3 separate regions of the Homo sapiens genome follow, and all the other regions are linked to region 3. The links are chromatin contacts, found by Hi-C or POLR2A ChIA-PET in ENCODE. All regions are on one chromosome and are shown on one strand. The core of a region is the stretch at or near the end of the contact, and the rest is flanking DNA. Distances in the headings are between cores, read along the strand shown.

What was found. A loop is a pair of places that touch in the nucleus more often than their neighbours do. ChIA-PET counts read pairs that join two places held with the same protein, here RNA polymerase II (POLR2A). Pooled maps may share reads with other maps.
Region 1: a loop to region 3 is called in a map of naive thymus-derived CD4-positive, alpha-beta T cell, with 5 times the contacts of the local background. The contact joins the promoter of RASGEF1B here to the enhancer-like site in region 3. A Hi-C loop is called at or near these places in 2 of 168 maps with a recorded cell type or tissue (naive thymus-derived CD4-positive, alpha-beta T cell and sciatic nerve) and 6 of 50 pooled maps.
Region 2: a loop to region 3 is called in a map of naive thymus-derived CD4-positive, alpha-beta T cell, with 10 times the contacts of the local background. The contact joins two enhancer-like sites. A Hi-C loop is called at or near these places in 2 of 168 maps with a recorded cell type or tissue (naive thymus-derived CD4-positive, alpha-beta T cell and sciatic nerve), 1 of 37 single-sample maps with no recorded cell type and 6 of 50 pooled maps. POLR2A ChIA-PET finds 5 or more read pairs at or near these places in 1 of 52 experiments (common myeloid progenitor, CD34-positive).

What each region holds. Positions count from the first base shown.
Region 1 is chr4:81,470,602-81,473,301 of GRCh38, forward strand. RASGEF1B (RasGEF domain family member 1B) reads right to left here and starts at 1,306. Exons shown (of 14, transcript NM_152545.3): 1 at 1,169-1,306. RefSeq lists a silencer at 1,238-1,647.
Region 2 is chr4:81,490,714-81,493,413 of GRCh38, forward strand. No RefSeq gene overlaps it. Among named protein-coding and RNA genes, the nearest start is that of RASGEF1B, 20 kb to the left of the region's middle. Within about 2 kb of position 1,403, at least 5 of the 41 ENCODE cell types and tissues checked have a DNase peak (open chromatin) inside an H3K27ac peak, as active enhancers do.
Region 3 is chr4:80,057,474-80,060,204 of GRCh38, forward strand. All of the region lies in intron 3 of ANTXR2 (ANTXR cell adhesion molecule 2), which reads right to left. Among named protein-coding and RNA genes, the nearest start is that of ANTXR2, 14 kb to the right of the region's middle. Within about 2 kb of position 1,423, at least 7 of the 41 ENCODE cell types and tissues checked have a DNase peak (open chromatin) inside an H3K27ac peak, as active enhancers do.

The DNA of each region.
Region 1 (2,700 bases), core at 56-2,555, 1.4 Mb after region 3:
GTCACATGGTGCTGACGAAGGACTCCTTGGAGACGCGTTCGGCCCAAACACATACACAAATTTGTGTGCATATTCATCTATATACACCATATCCACCGAATTCATCAGGGAGGATGGACACATCTACATTCCGAAGAGAAAATCGCCGTCTAGACAATCTCCTTGTGTTATCTGCCACACTTGTGCCACCCTCGGCAGTGTCAGAGGATTAAGCTACGTTGCTTTTGCCTGAACTGCGCCGATTTGGTTGGGGCAAGACAGCAAGCAGTATTGAAATGGTACGTCCATACACACACACAAAGGCGCGCGCACCCCAGCCCCCGTCTCGCCCTTTTCCCTGGTGCAGCACTTAAGTTGTTTTCACAGCTCCCTTAGAAAGAACCTCCCTTAAGCTGACTGCCCGCGAGGCTCCTAGATACCTCTAGCTCATCTGAGATTCCCCAGGCAGGTGACCCGAGGCGACTCAACTGAGCTCTGGCAAAAGCAAGGCGACTCAGTGTCTCCCAAGTTTGCCAGGTGAACACCGAAGGATGACAGCACATCACCTTGTCGGTGGCGAGTATGTGACTTCTGTTCCCTTGTCCCTTCCTACGAGTCAGACTTTAGATTACATGGCACTGACAACAAAAATAAACAGCTCCCCCTACACACACACGCACACAAAACTGGTCAAGAAGTGGAAGAATCAACCTAGGTATGCACACGAAGGAAAGAAGGGATGAAAAAAATGATGGACGCGATTACAACTCAAGACAAATCCTCAAAAACCACCTATCTCGAGACAGAAGGCCTGGCTGCAGGATCAGGGAGAAAGAGGGAAGGCACAACCCAACCCAACCCAAGCCTGGCCCTGCCCGGGTCCCAGCGGCTCGGCCTCGCACCTGTTGGGGCCGCGGCAGTCCCAGGTACCCGCAGCGGCCGGGCAGGGGCCCTCCCCCGGTCCCGGGCTGTAACTCGGCTCTTGGCGCCCGCGTTCGCGCTCACTCGCCTCGGGATCTCCCGCCGCCTCGGAGCGCACCCGGCAGCCGGTGAAGTCTCTGAGCCCCGCTCGCTCCCCGCGCGGCCCAGGGATCTCCAGGGAGAGCGCAGCGCGCAGTAGGGTCCGGAGTTCCCGCTCCGGGCTGTGGTCCCCCAGCCGGGAGAACAACCCAGCCAGGGAACAACCTACCTGCAGGTGAACTCCGAGTCCTCGGCCTCCCGGCTGCGTGCCGCGCGCCCACAAATGCGACCAAAGGACAGGGAGCTAAAGCGCGCGGGAAGAAGAAAAACAAAATCTGTCTAACCAGTCGGGTTCCTTGTTTATACTGAAACTACGGCAGCCGCCGCCGCGCACGCCCCCCTTGGCTCAGGCGCCTGCCTCCCGCTGCCAGCCCCGCCCCGCCCCGGCAGGCGCGGGCCAATCACCGCGCAGCTCACCGCCCACGCCGCCGCCACCCGGCCCGGCAGGCAAGTCCCAGTGGGCCCCAGACTCCCGCAGCGCGTCAGCCTGGGTGCCCTCCCACGCGGCAGAGGCCCGCGGAGCCCAGCGCAGCGGTGTTTAACAGCGTTGGTCAGGCTGGCTCCGACTGTGCGCGTTTCCTCTTGAGTGCACCTGCCCCGGGCTGTTGTGCAGTCGTGAGTGTGTGTGTGTTCATTCACGTGTATACTATCTGTAAATACCGGCCCGACTCGTTACACAGTATTTATTAACATAATTGTGAGCTAAAGGTTACTGTCCATGTAACTTTCAGAAGAGAGCGGAGAGGAACCACAGAACATTTGCTTAGCAAATAACACATAGATCCTGGTGCTAAGCACTGTGCAAAACGCTGGGGGCACACTTGGCAAAGTAGGCTGGTCTCTGCCATTGTGAAACTTACATAGTCTAGTGGAGGACAGACATTCAGCAAATAATCACCCAAACAAAATGTAGAATTACAGCTGCTAGAAGTTGCACGGAGAGGAACCTGTTCCGTGAAACATGATTCCGGAGGCAAAGCAGGGAGGCTAGTCCTCAGTGAGGGCTGTGTTGTCATGGTAACCACGTACTCACTCCATCATGGGATATTTGATAACTATTTCAGAAAAAAGGTAAAAACCTCCGTACTTCACTTTGTACACATAAAAGGAGGCCAGAGGGAAATAATGATGGAAACAAGGGAAGAAAGAGACCTATGAAAAGAAAAAATTTACAGAATTAGGAGACTCTTACCAACTGTATTTCCTTGAGTAAGTGATACAGCTTTTCTGAGCTTCAGTTTTCTCATATATAAAACAACACTATTCATACCTGTCCTATACTGTTATAATTAAGATTACTGAGGGGGAGGAATCCTTTTCCCTCCTGCTCCATGGGTCCCTCCCCCTCTCCTTCCTGGGGTGGAGTCATTTTGACGCTCACTTTGTCTATTCTTAGCGGATTCCTCTTTCATTTTCTTCATTTATGCCTCCTTTTACTTTTCTTCCTCTTTATGATACTCCTTCCCTCCTTTGTGTAAATAGGACTCCTCTGATTCAGTAATTCACTCTAACCTACTTGAGCCTTTGACTTAACCATAGCTTCTCTGCAGTTTAAATGAGAAGCCATAAGGCCAAGGGAACTTGGTGGGCCAGCCATGCAGAGTGAAACACAGAGGCTGGGTGGCCCTGCCCTGCTGTTGTGGTTGTACTGGTTGGTTGATTTTTCAAGCTCAGTTTTTGCATCCCGATTCTGTAACAAAC
Region 2 (2,700 bases), core at 153-2,652, 1.4 Mb after region 3:
AGTGTTTATAAATTGCTTAAGAACAAATATCTAATAAATTACAAAGCCAAGATTTGGACCCAGCTGGGCCTGATACCAAAGATTATGTTCTTTGTATGACAAGGAGGACACAGTCTATGGAGCAGACACATAAATAATTAGGTGAATTTGCATTGTAATAAGTGCTGTAACTGAAGTAAATCCAAAGCAAATGGGCTTTCCATTACCTCAGTGCTTATATTGCAGTTTAAGGTGGAAGCAAAGCTGCGTAATGATCAAGATCACCCACAACGGAAACAGGAAGAGCTTGGTTCAAATGTAGCTCAGTGTGAACTTGAACAAGTGGTTCAATCATTCCAAGCTTCAGTTTTCTTATTCATAAGATTAAAATAATCAAGCTTATTTTAAAAATAAAATTAAATCATGCATATAATGTCATTAGCACCTTATCTGGAACATAGAACTTACTCAAGAAATTGTAGCTAATTAAATATAATTATCATCACTATTCAGTAGCCTCTTTCATCTTTAATACCTCGGCCTCTTCCAAACACCTTTAAAAAGTGTGACTATATTTGCTTATCTATATGTGTGATTTCATTTTGTGTTGTTGAAGGACCATTTGAAAGTTGCAGACACCCATAAAAATACTTTAATGTGAATCTTTTAAAAATAAGGACATTCTTGGCTGGGCACGGTGGCTCACGCCTGTAATCCCAGCACTTTCGGAGGCTGAGGCGGGTGGATCAAGAGGTCAGGAGTTTGAGACCAGCCTGGTCAACATGGTGAAACCCCGTCTCTACTAAAAATACAAAAGTTAGCTGGGCGTGGTGGCGGGCACCTGCAATCCCAGCTACTCAGAAGGCTGAGGCAGGAGAATCGCTTGAACCCAGGAGGTGGAGGTTGCAGTGAGCCGAGATCACACCACTGCACTCCAGCCTGGTTGACAGAGCAAGACTCCATCTCGAGAAAATATATATAAATAAGGACATTCTTGTGCATAGATAATGATATAATTGTCACCTAAAAAAAAGCAACAATATCCCCTAATATCCCTAATATGATCTAATTTCTAGTACATATTTAAATTTCCTAAATTGTTCCCAAGGACATTTTGAACCAGGATATACTCAAGGTTCATGTGTTATATTTGGTTGGTGTTTCTTTATTCTCTTTTAATTTTTATCAGTTCTTACCTCATTTCCAACCTTTTCTTGCTTTTCTTGACATTGTCTTTTTTGAAGAAGCCAGGACATTTGGCTTAGTACCAATTTCTGAACTTGTTTGATATTTTTCCTCAAAGTGTCATTTAACTTGTTCTTCTATCCTCTCTGTTATCTATACCTTGGAATGCAGGTCTTATGCCCCTATTGCTTTTAAGTGAAACATTGTGGCAAGAATGTTTCCAAGTCAATGCTACGTAGTTCATATTACTTCACATCAAAATTTCCATGACCACTTCCTCTTCAAAATATTGTGTGGTTTCCTAGCTATCTCTGAGGTCTGGCTAGACTAGTGGTTTCAACTCTGTCTTCACTTAGAAATCACTGGGGAGTTTTAAAAAAATATTTGTTCCTGAGTTATACCCCTAGAAATTCTTGACTTGGACAAAGGGATTGGTATTTTTGTAAAGCTCCCCAGGTGATTTTCATGTGTTAACTGGGGTAAAAAGGAACTGGTTTAGAATATAAGCTCTGAAAAGCAAGGGGTACACCTTCCTTATTTACTACTACATATTCTCAGAGTTGAGCAGATGGCTTGGCTCATAATTACTACTCAATATTACATGCTGAATTAATTAATTATTAGTTAATTAACATTCAGCTTACAGTCAACCTCATCTTCTTCCTTTCATACTTCTTCCTTTCATACTACATGGCGTACTATGAAGCCAACAGGTTAATTTTATAGCATCTTTAGAGAAATCACAATAGGCCACTGCTTTGCAAATTTCTGAAAACTACATATCAATGGGAAAAGAATCATTTTCAAACTTCTGAGAAAGGAAAAATGAGCAAACAATCATTCAGCTATAGTGTTACATTAGTTATGCTGCAGACAATTCACTCTCTGTTTTTCTTTTCACATTACCAGTTCTTCCAGTTCTTATTTTAATGACTGGTAGAAAGATTCCAAAATTACTTAAGGTGAAAGAAAGATCAGGAGTTTGTCTTGGTTGTAACTGTTGTTGTTTTAAAGATACTGAGCAAATTTTAACCATGTGGAGGAATGCTATAGAAAGAGAAGGATTTAGGGTATAGTTATACTTCTATTTGTTTGAATTTGACTTTGGCCAAATCCTAAGAACAGAATGAAAAAAGGTGTATGACTCATACGTGATTGCCACAATTCTACACCTGTAGCTTCAAATAAAAAGGAGTCAAGAATGAGTATCTTCTTGAAAAAAAAAAAGATAACCAGAGCAAATTTAGGAAATGATGAATATACACTTATTTACTGTACTGTTACTAAGTGAAAATCACTAATAATCCAATAGAAAATCAGAAAAAGACATAAACATACAGTTTGTACCTGAAAAGGCTTTTATACTGATAAAAAAGGGTCACTCTCACTCACAATAGCAAAATTGTAAATTAAAACTAATTCTGAGATCTTTTCCTTTAACTCATAAGATTTCCTTTAACTCATAAGAAAATCTACCATAGTGGAGGAATACGAATGCATATATGTTTTGATCAAATAATACCAACTAAGGAAAAT
Region 3 (2,731 bases), core at 173-2,672:
CAAGTTTTCCATCTCATAAAGTTTCCAGGTAACAGAAGACAATGTTCAAGGTATGACCCTAATCCTTCTCTTTCCTGGTTCACTCATCTCTATTAACTCTTGCTAATTGTCTTTTTAAATATTTGGTTTAAAGTCTACCTATTCTGAACCATTCTTTAAGTTCATTACACTCTTATTCTGAGTCACCCCAAGCTTTCTAGTCATACTCATATTCATGTTTTACCATAATAAAAAAAAGTTCTCTCCTAAAAACATTCAACTTTCTAATAATTTAACTAATTTAATTTAAATATTCACTTTTCAACTACACTGAAAGTTTACATTAGGCTATTACCATGTCTTTTATTTATGCTGTATTCCCCTGCTCTGTACTTATTATAATGTCATTTGCAAAGTAAGTGTTCAATAAATTTTTCAATATATCATAAAAAAATTATAATTCCAAGGATGATAGCATAAGTTATGTAATTCATAAGCTTGTTGTATCTAAAATATTTACGTTTGATAGCTACAGAAACAACTTGAAACTGATTGTGTCTGAATGCAGATAAAAGTCAAATATTTGGTGCTTTTCAGAAATGAGTGGCAGTGTGTCTTTGAGCATTAGTGTTTGCTGCCAACAAGTGAAATGCAAGTTTACACAAACAGATTTTGCATAAGACAGCCTTCTCCATTCAGTTCAAATCAGCTCACCATTGCTGCTGAGTCCCAGACAACACCAGCACAAGACTTTAAGCTAAAGGAACTTCCCAAACGTGGATTCAAGGTTTTTTTTTGTACAGTCAGGTATCTGCTAGCTTATTACACTGGAAGAGAGACAGCAGTTTGCGGTTTTTCTATCTGTACCTATACCTGCACCATAAGATTCCAAGCTCCACTCAATCCCATCATTACTTTTGCAGCTGCATGATCCTAAGAGGAAAGTGCTCCTTTTCCATAGCCAAGAAAAACACATGTGAGTCCTGGCCTTGTACTCCCTTCAGGGTAACTACCTGAAGTCTGTCAGCCTCTTATCAATCAACAAGGTATCACTTTAGGGGAAACAAAGGCCAAAACAAGACAGGGCAGACAGATCTCAGACCCTTGAAGAATCCCAAGCAACTGAAAATAAATATTAAGTTTTTCAATTGGTAAACAGTTAACGGTGAAAAAGCAAAATAATGTGGTAGGTTAAAAACAGAAATCATTCATCCCCACTGTAATGTTAAAAAAAAAAGCCTCTAAATGAAAGCGAAAATGACTAAAATTTTAAGAACAAGAAGAAAGAAAGGTTATGTTATAAAGATAAGTTCAACTCCTTGAATTCAACATCTTAGAAGATCAGCTTCACTGAGTTTGGCTTTCAAGTTATGTCTTCAACTACAGGGAACAGCAATATTGAAACTACTTTGTATTTGTTGTGAAGCAGTTGTCAAGGATGCTGCTGTCATGACACGCATCGTCCCCTATAACATTTCAAAGCAGAAGTTTCTTTGTCACCCCCAAGTAGTTGCTATGTACTTCCTCTTTTCTGCACTTGACAACCATGCAAACTTATTTCTTGTCCTGACTACTGGGGAAGCCCACAGTAAATTTCTTACTCATTCACAAAATTCTGTTAAGTTCATGTGGTTATCATAGTGTTTCATCCCCTTTTCCAAAATTTTAGCACTCTTCTTTTTATATTTTATTAATTTTCTGCAACACTATTAATTTCTATGCAGCCTCAAATACTTTTTTGAAAGAGACAGGAATTGAACAAACAAAATGTTATATTAAAGCCCTGGTTTTCTTTAATTGAGAATTGGGGGACCAAATTCCATTATCAACTGGAGGGAAAAAGAGAAAGAGAGGAGGCACACAAACACCATATATATATATATGGTGTTTTCCTCGCTTTCATTTAGAGGCTTCATATATATTGGAGACAGAGTTTCACTCTGTCACCCAGGCTGGAGTGCACTGGCACAATCATAGCTCACTGCAACTTCAAACCCCTGGACTCATGCAACCCTCCCACCTCAGTCTCCCAAGTAGCTGAGACTACAGGCATATACCATTATACCAGGCTACTTTTAAATTTTCTATAGAGATGTGGTCTCACTATACTGCTCAGGATGGTCTTGAACTCCTGGCCTCAGGCAAGCCTCTCATCTTGACTTTACAAAGTGCTGGAATTACAGACTTCAGCCACTATGCCCAGGCTTGGCTAATTTTTTAATGTATGAAATTAGCACTTTCAGCTCTATTTGTATCTCCCTAATTTCTTTGCTGAGAAGGGCAGGGAAGGGAAGGAGAGGGGAGAAGAGGAGAGGAGTGAGGAAGGGAAGGGAAAATAGCCACCACAACTGCCATGCACTGTGCCATATCAGTAGCTTTTCTCTGAAACACTTTGGATGTGGAAGGTATGCAAGGCATTATAACTAAAATAAAGATAGACTGAAATCATGGTGTCATAAAACAGTCTGCAGGGAATCCTGAATTGACCAACTAACAATGAAGGCATAATTTTATTTTCAGTATCTCCTACTTTTTCTTTCTACGATGTGTCTGTACAGTACTTGAACTTTCCAATGCACATTGTCTTAACTTTCCAGATTTCAAAGCTCTTTCAGGATTTCAGTCAATGAGTCTACACTCATCTGTTGAGCATCTGTTGTATGTGAACACCGTGATTCTACACAGTGATGTGAGAATTCCTCACACTCAGTCCAGGGGTCACTCACATAAAGCTCTATATATGCACTGTGGT